Regions from separate parts of the Homo sapiens genome. Here region 1 is linked to region 2. Evidence: chromatin contacts called from ENCODE Hi-C or POLR2A ChIA-PET data. All regions are on one chromosome and are shown on one strand. The core of a region is the stretch at or near the end of the contact, and the rest is flanking DNA. Distances in the headings are between cores, read along the strand shown.

What was found. A loop is a pair of places that touch in the nucleus more often than their neighbours do. ChIA-PET counts read pairs that join two places held with the same protein, here RNA polymerase II (POLR2A). Pooled maps may share reads with other maps.
Region 1: a loop to region 2 is called in a map with no recorded cell type, with 13 times the contacts of the local background. The contact joins two enhancer-like sites. A Hi-C loop is called at or near these places in 4 of 37 single-sample maps with no recorded cell type and 4 of 50 pooled maps. POLR2A ChIA-PET finds 5 or more read pairs at or near these places in 1 of 52 experiments (WTC11).

Annotation. Positions count from the first base shown.
Region 1 is chr4:185,303,852-185,309,045 of GRCh38, reverse strand. All of the region lies in intron 6 of SNX25 (sorting nexin 25), which reads right to left. Among named protein-coding and RNA genes, the nearest start is that of LRP2BP, 89 kb to the left of the region's middle. RefSeq lists a silencer at 2,557-2,851 and enhancers at 2,375-2,875, 2,961-3,020, 4,056-4,245, 5,134-5,194. Within about 2 kb of position 2,950, at least 11 of the 41 ENCODE cell types and tissues checked have a DNase peak (open chromatin) inside an H3K27ac peak, as active enhancers do.
Region 2 is chr4:184,329,660-184,335,306 of GRCh38, reverse strand. No RefSeq gene overlaps it. Among named protein-coding and RNA genes, the nearest start is that of MYL12BP2, 18 kb to the right of the region's middle. Within about 2 kb of position 3,671, at least 20 of the 41 ENCODE cell types and tissues checked have a DNase peak (open chromatin) inside an H3K27ac peak, as active enhancers do.

The DNA of each region.
Region 1 (5,194 bases), core at 1,701-4,200, 970 kb before region 2:
GACACAGAGAAGAGTCATTACTTCCAAACCCTGCCCAGATTGCAGCTTCATGAGCAAAATAAATGGCTGTTGTTAAAGACACTATGTTTTAGGGTAGTTTGTTACACAGTAAAAGACAACCAAACAGGCAAAATGAGTCTGCGGGCTTCTGAGCTACCTAGGTGGAGAGAGAAGGTCTAGAGTTCGGAAACATTCAGCTCTGGGATAGTAAATGACATCATGGGAGTGTGTGAGACAACCCAGGAGGAAACAAATAATCCTAGACACAACTGAGATAAACCTTACTCTTAAGAGTAAGGGGGAAGAGAAGCTGACAAGGGAGATCGTAAATATATCCTCATAAAAGTAGGTGTTTATCTATGTATACACTGCTATATCCCCAGCACCTACAACAGTGCCTGGCAGCAAAGGAGACGCTCATTAAACAGGAGTTGAATGGATCAATGAACTCTCAAATGGTACATTTTGCTAATATGTATCAGGTATTGTGTTCTTTCTAGAATTTGGGGCTGAGGAAGAAAGAAAGAGGGTGAGCATCCTCAACTCCTACTCTTCAAGGACTCCTATCTGGCTTCTAACGCTCCCTCCACCAAATCTGCTGTTGCCAAGATCACTAGGGACCCCCAGGTCAAATCCAGTGGAGAGTTTTCAGAAGAGTCTGCAATCAGAGTTAGGTTAGAATCCCGGCTCTGTTACTTACAAGTTATGCCACGTCAAGCAAATATTTTTTCAAATTTAAAACCAGTAACAATGTTTTCTCAAGTTGACATATCATTTAAAGCAAAAGCAAAAAACTCATAAAAATTAATTTTTAAAAATGACTAAACATTTGAGTATTACAGCTTGTGGAGAATGGGCTGGCTGTGTATATATACCTGAAGGCAAGGGTTGGGGTGAGGGAAGGCATGTTTTTGTTTTAAGTGAGAGAGAACTGAACTGGTTTTAATGCTGAGGAGAAGAAATCAGTTAAAAGTAAAGAGAGGTGTGGGCCCGGCGTGGTGGCCCCCACCTGTAATGCCAGCACTTTGGGAGGCTGAGGCAGCAGGGTCACTTGAGGGTAGGTGCTTGAGACCAGCCTGGGCAATATAACTAAACCCCATCTCTACAAGAAGTTTTTTAAAAACTTAGCTAGGTGTGGCAGTGCATGCCTATAGTTCCAGATACTCAGGAGGCTGAGGAGGGAGGTTCACTTGAGTCCAGGAATTTGAGGTTGCAGTGAGTGATGATCCTGTACTCCAGCTTGAGCAGCAGAGCAAAATAAATAAATAAATAAAAGTTGAGAAAGGTGACAGACAAGGAATGGAATCCAGAAGACAGGTGAAGAGATCAGAGATCAGCTTTGGAGAAAGGCTACCTCCTCCACTGTAGTAACATGGAAGGCAGAGCAGGTGGACATTGGATATGAGGAAGTTTGCAGACATAGCTGGATGCCAGAGTAGTTCCCTTTATATGGATTCAGTTTTGTCCAAGTAGAGAGCAAAGTCGTCTGTGTGGAGTGAGGGGGTAAAAGACTGAGTGATCAGAGGCCTGAGGTAAAGGGGCAAGTGTGGAATCTCTCATGCAAAGAGAGCTCAGCAGGACTGCCAGGAATGCTCAGGGCCCAGAGGACCGCTAGAGAAACAGAATGCTCCTCCCTAGGCATGGGAACTACATATCTGGACAGGTGAGAGCACACTCTCTGGAGGTGAGTCAGCACATACCTCGCTTAGATATGAAACTACCAATGATAAAAGAGCATTTGTGTTTTGTCTCTTGGTTCCCACGAGTGCAGTCTAAGTAATGGTTTGCACATCCTCCCAGCTGGAGACCTCCATCCGGTTCCCTAGGATGGTCATTACCCATCTCAGGTCCCAATTAGTCAAATGTATAACATAGCACTCAGGGAGGCTGCAAAATTAGCTGAAAAAACTTAGACACAGCACCATAATACGTTTTTATCAGAAGCAGCTTTTCCGGTACTTAACACAAAGGGCCACAGGCAGGCCTCAGGTCAATACATGGACTTGTTCAAGATGATCTGTCAGGTATTATCAGACATCTTTTCATCCCATTTTCATTTACTTCAATAATGGTTTCTGAACTTGTGTTATACTTGGCCAACAGTCAGGACCTGCCTAAAGAACTCACTAATTTAGCATTTATCTCAACAGGAAAAAAATAGTATTTCAGAGACTCCTTTGTGGGAGGATGAAGGTAAATGTAGTTTGCCCCAAAATTAGTCTATTGCAAACTAAGATGTTTTGTGAGTGTACCTAAGGAAATGCAAGCTTGGAAGACCTAATTTTTCAAGAAAACTTTTACTTTTAAAATATATATCCTTAAACTTCATAGTTTGTGTATAATGTTTAAGTTAATCTAAAAATTCTGGGACTAAAGTTGCCTCTTATTTATAAAACAAACCTAGACCTCAATTTTAATTTGGGGTTAAAACATGTTAATAAAGAGAGAGAAATATAGGAGAAAACTGACACCCATTTACCAACCATTACATTCTTTTTACCCAAAGAGAGCTTAAAACGCCTTTCTAAAAGGACAAAACCTAGAAGAAAATTCCAAAGAGAAGTAAGAAAGAGAATAACCCTTCCCTAAAACCCAGCTGCAAGGCTGGGAAGAATGTTTTGGTGCTCCGCTTAAATGTGGCTTGCTCACGTGAATGCGTTCTGTTTGATAATGGGCCATACAATGCCATTGTCTGATCACAAAGCTTGTTGCTAACAAATGCAACAGCAGCTTGTTGCTTAGATGGTTCTGTTTATTTTTGCCTCAGAAAGCGAATGCCACATTCAGAGCTAAATGACTAACGTGGAGCTCATGCATCCCATGCTGCTGGCATGCAAAAATCCTTGTAAATCCAGTGATGCAGATGAATACATTTCTTTGTGGCCTTAAAACCCATTCATCCAAGAAATATTCACATCAAGAAAAGTATAGGCGAGTGGGTGTGTGACAACACCCCGTGACCCAGCTCATGCCAGAGTTATGTGGCTGTTTCTCTATAGAGTGTTAAGTAGTAACACTGTGCATTGTTAGAAACTGGGTTAATCACACAACATTTAATCTAGCTTTAAAAAGAAGTGGCCAGTGAAACACCGGATGGCAGTGTGTCTTTAAACTGGTGCCAAGATGAACACACACATGATGTTAGGTTAGTGCAAAAGTAATCACGGGTTTCGCCATTACTTTTAATGGCAAAAAAAGTGATTACTTTCGCACTAACCTATAATATTCCAAAGCAATTAGTTCAAATATTTACTGTTTTTCCGTCTAGATAGTCTAGGTTCTACTGAGATCAGAGCAAAAGGAAATGGGTGAATTTGGGTTCATTTGGTGAAAAAGACATTTATATTAGACATTAGGTAAACCCTTTTGGCTACAAAGACATTACAACAGACTTACGAATAACATCACAGAAATGCTTTTCGCTATAAATCCCCTGCCCATGATATAATTCTTCCTTAAGCAAGTGAAGTGGCTTGCAGTAAAACAAAAACAGCAACATCTAACGACAACTGTTAGATGCTATTTCTAATGAGGCAGCAGAGAGCAAAGTAACTTAAAGTGCAAACTCATGACTCCAGAAATAGTACAACTGGATTAAAATGGCACCACTGTGCTTTTCAGGTATAAAAAAAGAAAAACACCAACAGTAGAATATTTTCCTTCCCTCATAACATGCTATCATGTTCCAGGGCATATCATAATGGCAGCATCCTCAGCAGACTCACTGAGGGATTTAATGGATAATACAGGGCAGGGTTTCTCAACCTCAGCACTACTGACATTTTGGACAGGGTAGTTCTCAGCTGTGGGGGGCTGTCCTGTGTACTGCAGGATGTTTAGCAGCATGCCTAGCCTCTACCACTAGATGCCAGTAGCATCCCTTCCCCCAAAGACGACAACCAAAAATGTCTCCAGACTATTGTCACATGTCCCCTGGGGAGCAAAACTGCCACCTCCTACCCTCCACCTGGCCCCACTTAGCAGTGCTGATACAGAGGTACAACCTGCTCCTCTAACAAGAAGGTTAGAGCAAACAGAGGACAAGGCCGCACCCTCCTTCCCCTTCCCTCACTCCTCAACATGGGCTCTCTTCTCTCCTCTGCCCAGGATGCTCAGGTCTTCTCGTGAAATGCAGGCAATCGACATATGGAATAGAGACTTCCTCCCTAGAAAATGCTGGTTCTCCAATCAACTGTATGTGCACTGACAGACTAACCAGCTGTTGAATCTTTCTTGTATATTCAAATAAAAGTTTTAGGCTGGATGTGGTGGCTCATGCCTGTAATACCAGCACTGTGCAGGGCTGAAGTGGGAGGATGGCTTGAGGCCAGGAGTTTAAAACCAGCTTGGGCAACACAGCAAGACTCTGTCTCTATAAAAAAAAATTTAGGCCCGGTGTGGTGGCTCACGCCTGTAATTCCAGCACTTTGGGAGGCTGGGGCAGGCAGATCACATGAGGCTGGGAGTTGGAGACCAGTCTGATCAACATGGAGAAACCCCTTCTCTACTAAAAACACTAAATTAGCCGGGCATGGTGGCGCATGCCTGTAATCCCAGCTACTCGAGAGGCTGAGCCAGGGGAATTGCTTGAACCCAGGAGGTGGAGGTTGAGGTGAGCCGAGATGCGCCATTTCACTCCAGTCTGGGCAACAAGAGCAAAACTCCATCTCAAAAAAACAAAATAAGTTTAAAAATTAGCCAGGCGTGGTGGCATGCACCTGTAGTCCTAGCTACTCAGGAGGCTGAGGCAGAAGGATCACTTGAGCCCAGCAGGTCGAGGCTGCAGTGAGCCGTGATCACTAAAGCCAGGAGTTTGAGGTTACAGTGAGCTATGATCACGTCTCTATGTTCCAGCCTGGGTGACAGAGTGAGAACATGTCTCTAAAATATAAATAAGTAAACAGAAGTTTTACTAAATCCTCTTGATGGAAGGGTTCAAGAAACAGGTATATATTTACTTAGGGACTAGTCAAGATTTGAAGTGAGAAATGGTACTTGACCTCTTAACACAAAGCTGGCAGCAATTCTCAGTAGTTACCAATCATCACAGACTTCTTCAAAATTATCTAGAAATCACCTCAACAGTTGCTAAGGAACTCAAAAAAATATTTGCCTTACTTTTCAACCTGAGGCTGGTATGTCCTTTTTTGAAAAGAACAAATGGGCTTCTCTTACCACTCTAAACACCTGAGAT
Region 2 (5,647 bases), core at 2,422-4,921:
TGCAGTGGCCATCCCAGATCATGGATTTTCTGGTTTGCAGTTTGAATGTCCTTGGTGATGGCATAGACATCAGTGTCACAGTCATGGTTATTTTTCCGAGCAGAGTGTAGAAGTGTCCAACTTCATCTTGAAGGGCTTCTTTAGACAGTCACAATAAAGATCTGGGAAGTTAGGTTTTAGTTCTCAGTGATGCCAAATCAGGACAGTGGGAGAAAAATTAAAAACCTCAGTTTGGAGAGTGGTAGCCAGATAGTAAAGGGAACTAGAAGAACTGAGAATTTGGTAAGGACTGACAAGCTGTGCATGATGACAGGATCCCGTTCAATTTACAAGTAGATAACAAAACCTGAAAGACAAGTACAGGACCAGAATAATAACCCATAAGAAGGTGCTATAGTTTTTATAAAATATCTTTCTACAGTCATCCCCCTTTTTTGATCCAAATTAACCAAAGTAAGATTATTCTTGTTTACAAAATAAGTCTTGTCTCATTATATTTGACTTACTTATTTGCATAATTGCAGCAAGAATGGCAACTGACCAGGTAGGCTTATTTAAGTTTGCATTGCTGGAACTTTTTACAAGTAATCTCAGATTATGCTTTCAAGAGTTCTTGAAGCTATAAAGCCAAGTCAAGCACCACCAGGCCTTATCTGCAATGCCTAGAGATTCAGATGGGTTCTTCTCTTCTTGAGGTCCTAAAAACATCCTGAGTTTCTTTGGCCTGCCAGAAAGTCACCTTCCTGACTCACCTGTAAGGCTGGGAACTCCATAATCCAGGTACCAGGCAGACTTTCCGGGAGGGCTTCATATGCATTGGCTCCATAAAGTTAACCTTAGTTCCTCAAAACTGTCTGTTCATATGTGATTTTATGTCTTATTCTCAGTTGGAAATGCAGAAATCACCTGTCTTCTGCGTCGATCAGGCTGGGAGCTGCAGACCGGAGCTGTTCCTATTCGGCCATCTTGGAATGGACCCCCATGTCTTATTCTCAAATAAAACATTTTGGTCAAAGCCTTGATTATCTAATCAATTTTTAAAATTATGTTCTGTTACAAAAAGGACAGATTCTTATCGAACCCATATAAAATAGTATATCACCATTGATACGGTTTGGATCTGTGTCCCCACTCAAATCTGATGTTCAATTGTAATCTCCCAGTGTTAGAGGTGAGGCCTAGGGGGAGGTGATTGGATCATGGGGACATTTTCTCATGAATGTTTTAGCACTGTCCCCTTGGTGCTGCTCTTGTGCTGGTCAGTGAGTTATCGTGAGATATGGTTGTTTAAAAGTGTGTAGCAGCTGGACATGGTGGCTCACACCTGTAATCCCAGCATTTTGGGAGGCCAAGGTGGGCAGATCACCTGAGGTCGGGAGTTCGAGACTAGCCTGACCAACATGGAGAAACCCCATCTCCACTAAAAATACAAAGTTAGCTGGGTGTGGTGGCGGGCGCCTGTAGTCCCAGTTACTCGGGAGGCTGAGGCCGGAGAATCGCTTGAACCCGGGAGGCCGAGGTTGCCGTGAGCCGAGATCGTGCCACTGCATTCCAGCCTGGGTAACAAGAGTGAAACTCCGTCTCAAAAAAAAAAAAAGAAAGTGTGTAGCACCTTCCCACTCTCTCTTTCTTCCTTCTGCTCTGAGTATGTGATGCGCCTCACTCTCCTTTTGCCTTCCACATGACCGGAAGTTTCCTGAGGTCTCCGGAGAAGCAGAAGCTGCCACGCTTCCTGTGCAGCCTGCAGAGCCGTGAGCCAATTAAACCTCTTTTCTTTATAAATTACCCAGTCTCAGGTATTTCTTTATGGCAAAGTGTGAACAGACTAATACAACCATGAACATAAAAATACTCAGTAATAGTTTCTGAATTATGGAAGGATTAGGAAAAAAGATAAATGTTCCATTTTTGTTATAGAAATGTATCTACTAAATTGTTACATATTATAGCTAACTTAAGAGAAAAAGAAAAGGGGTTCCTTATGTCCAGAAAATAGAACATTAAGAACAAGCAATGTTCCAAACAAAAAGCCATAAAAATTATACTCCTTCTTTAGTTGATTCAGTCCTATGTAATTAATTCTTGTTTTGCTTGATCATGGGTTAGCAGTTTCATGAACTCAACTAGAGTTTCGAAAACCCTCACTCAGTCCAGCAGTATGATATTCAAGTTTTTTAGGCCATGTCAGTATCAGATGGGGGCTGGGGAGGTTGATGGGTAGAAAATTATTAAGAGAAGTAATTACCAAGAAAAATATCAAGGGGAGGGGAATTCTTGCTAAACTGACTTTAACAGGATTCTTGCTGAAGGCAGACCAGTGTGGTCAGAGGTCAAGGTTGAGGGACTCTCACTAAATTGGCTTAGCAGGATCCCTGCTAAAACTGGACTAGGCAGGCTGAAGCCTGGGTCCAGGGATGAGTCCTGTTAAAAAGAGGGCTGAGAGGGGCCTTCTAAAGTTTGGTCACTGAGACTGTCTTTGTCAAGGGCCCTTCCTATGTAGTATTTATGACGGTATTTTGTCTGGCATTAATAGAGTTAATATTGTGTGCCTTTCACAGCAAATCAAAAAATATCAGAGCATTTAAGAGTATCAAGATATCATGTTGACCTTGGAACTGATAGCTTGAAGCAAAAAAATAAAAAAATTGCTGCTTAATTCCTCTGATAAGCTCTTGAAATAACTGAACTCTAACCCTGGTAACCGTCACCTACTTCACAAGGTTGATGGAAGGCACAGGTAAGAAGAGAAAGCCATAACTGTTTGAAGATGGGCAGATTCTGACCAAGACTCCAGACTGTAAGGCCAGGAAAGAGAGAGGGCTTTCCTAAGTCTTGAGCCCAGGTGTATGCCTGGATCCCCAGTCTGGGCTCTGGCAAGAGACAATCAAAGATCCCAGCAAAAATATTACACTGTTCCAATTCATGGTTAAAAATGTTGGCATAGGTAGTGGTATTTATCTCTGGGTTTTTAATTGACAACCAGGAGCAGCGAGTTAATATTGAAGAGCCCTATTCAGGAATGAATATACACACTCCAGGGGTGGTCTGTTGGAATTTGAAAGACTATTAAGAGGCTCCTCCTTTGGGAGGCCGAGGCAGGCAGATCAGGAGGTCAGGAGATCGAGACCATCCTGGCTAACATGGTGAAAACCCATCTCTACTAAAAATACAAAGAATTAGCTTGGTGTGGTGGCACACGCCTGTATTCCCAGCTACTCGGGAGACTGAGGCAGGAGAATCGCTTGAACCTGGGAGGTGGAGGTTGCAGTGAGCCGAGATCATATCACTGCACTCCAGCCTGGGCGACAGAGCTGGACTCGGTCTCAAAAAAAAAAAAAAAAAAAGAAGAAGCAGCTCCTGCTCTAGAGAGTCAGCTATAAGAACTTCCTCTATCCTCAATGAACACCAACAGCTTTGCTATCTGGCATAATGGATTTTAGGAGTCATTTTCATTGGTGAAGTAAGAGTTGTTCAAAATATTATGGGCTGACTGGAAGCACTGTATCAGATTGCATCTCCTTGCATAAACAGGGTATTATGACCTAGAAAGCCTAGTGGATAATGTATGCCCTTCCAAATGCTGTCTCTGGTTTGGGATTTGAATCAGGACTTGTATCCACAGCTCATAGAAAGGTTCCTGCACCTGACCCTGACTAGACATGAAGCTAAATCATGCTGTTCGAGTACTGTCACATCTGCCTTAAGTGAATCTGTTATGTAAGGCACCTGTCAGTGTGCCAGCAGAACAAAGCACCAGTACTTGGTTGAGTTTACAGAACTGGTTGTACCACGTTTTTGAGCCTGCTGGCTTCTAAATGTTTATTTTATGGCCGAATTCCGTCTGAGACTTGCTTTCATTGTAACATACCACCTGGTATGAAGCTGAGGAGACCTATAGCCCTCACCTACATCTATTATGGGCCCACATACATGTGTTTGTGTTTCTTAGCTTAGGGAGGTTTCAGAAGCCCCGAGGCTGGAGTAAAGCATGGTTACGGACTCTTGTTGTAGCAGAAATGTTGCTTACTGTCTTTCTATGACCCTTTGTATTTCTGTGTATTGGTTCTTCACCACTAATAATAAACCGCCTCAGTTCTTTTCTTAGAAGGACGTTGAACACTAACTATACGGCATTGAGCTAGGGATGAATTAAAGGGGAGCTCCCTGGAACTCCAGGAACTGTTTTCAAAATGTGCCTGTTTGTGTTTATATGGTAACGTTTGGCTGAATCCATTTCACCTTCTGAGTAACACTTAAGGCAAAGCTGAAATTCTTGCTGTCAACAAAACCCCCAAGACTACAATTTCTACCCAGCCTCTTTCAAAAAGCATGGAAAACCTCCTCCATTCCAGCTTATTTTTGCATTGAGGCTGGTATTTCATTTGTTTGTTCTTTCGCTTTCTTTAAGCACCACTGCCCAGCAGTGTGGCGTGAGTACTGCTTGCTTTCTGCTCCCAGTCTCACTTTTTTTTTTTTTTTTTTTTGAGACAGAGTTTTGCTTTGTCACCCAGGCTAGAGTGCAGTGGTGTGATCTTGGCTCACTGCAGCCTCCACCTCCTGGGTTCAAGTGATTCTCCTGCCTCAGCCTCCTGAGTAGCAGGGATTACAGGTGTGCACCACCACACCCAGCTAATTTTTGCATTTTTTGTAGAGATGAGGTTTCACCATGTTGGTCAAGCTGGCCTCAAACTCCTGACTTCAGGTGATCTGCCTGCCTCAGCCTCCCAAAGTGTTGGGATTATGGGCGTGAGCCACCTCGCCTGGCCCCAGTCTCTCATCTTTGTACCACACATATAACTTTGGTTTTGTAAGTAAGAAAATGCTTACTCCTTGCTGTTGACTACACTGTGAGATTCCTTTTGAGAACCCCACAAATAAAGTCAATACAACCATCAGGAATCCTTAGACTCATTAAAATTCCAGACCCTGTAAAAACAATATTTCCTGTTGAATCTCAACATGAACAAAGAGTGATCAACTGAGAGTCAAACGTGACTGTGGGATGAGTGAGTTTGGACATTAACCACATGATGTGTAGAGGAGGCACATCTCTTGTTGACACTCGCTTGTCCATGTGACACTTCTGCTTTCCTGACACGCACTCATGGATACCACGAGTGTGTGTGTCATGGGAAGTGCACGCCACCGAGCGGGCGCGGGGGCTGACCGGGCTGGGTCACTGCAGTGAAAAGTCATGTGGAAAAAGCTACCATTCATTTAATTGTTTTCACTTCTCACCTTGAACTCAGCTTTGTGACCACTCTGTGAAAACAAAACCAACACAGGTATCCTGCCACAGAATCGCCATGTGTTAAAAGATTCCACAGAGGTGTGACTGGACAGCAAACAGCGTTTTTCAGAGAGCTCCCTGTTAGTGGCAAAATGAACATTCCCTTAGGAGGGCAGATCCCTTTTCTCAAAAGGCCAGAGGATGGGGATGCGGAAGGGGGTTGACTGTCTGATTGGGATTTATGCCAGTGGAATGCAGCCAAGTTGTGCTTATAAAGGCCTTATTCTTCCTCAGGTCAGAGCAGTACTACTGGGAGAGCCAAGGCGCTTCTCTGGATGCACTCAACTACAGGGATCTTTCTTTTGTACATGCTTGAATATTTACCATTAGGTTTGATGTAGTGGAAAGACTCCTGGA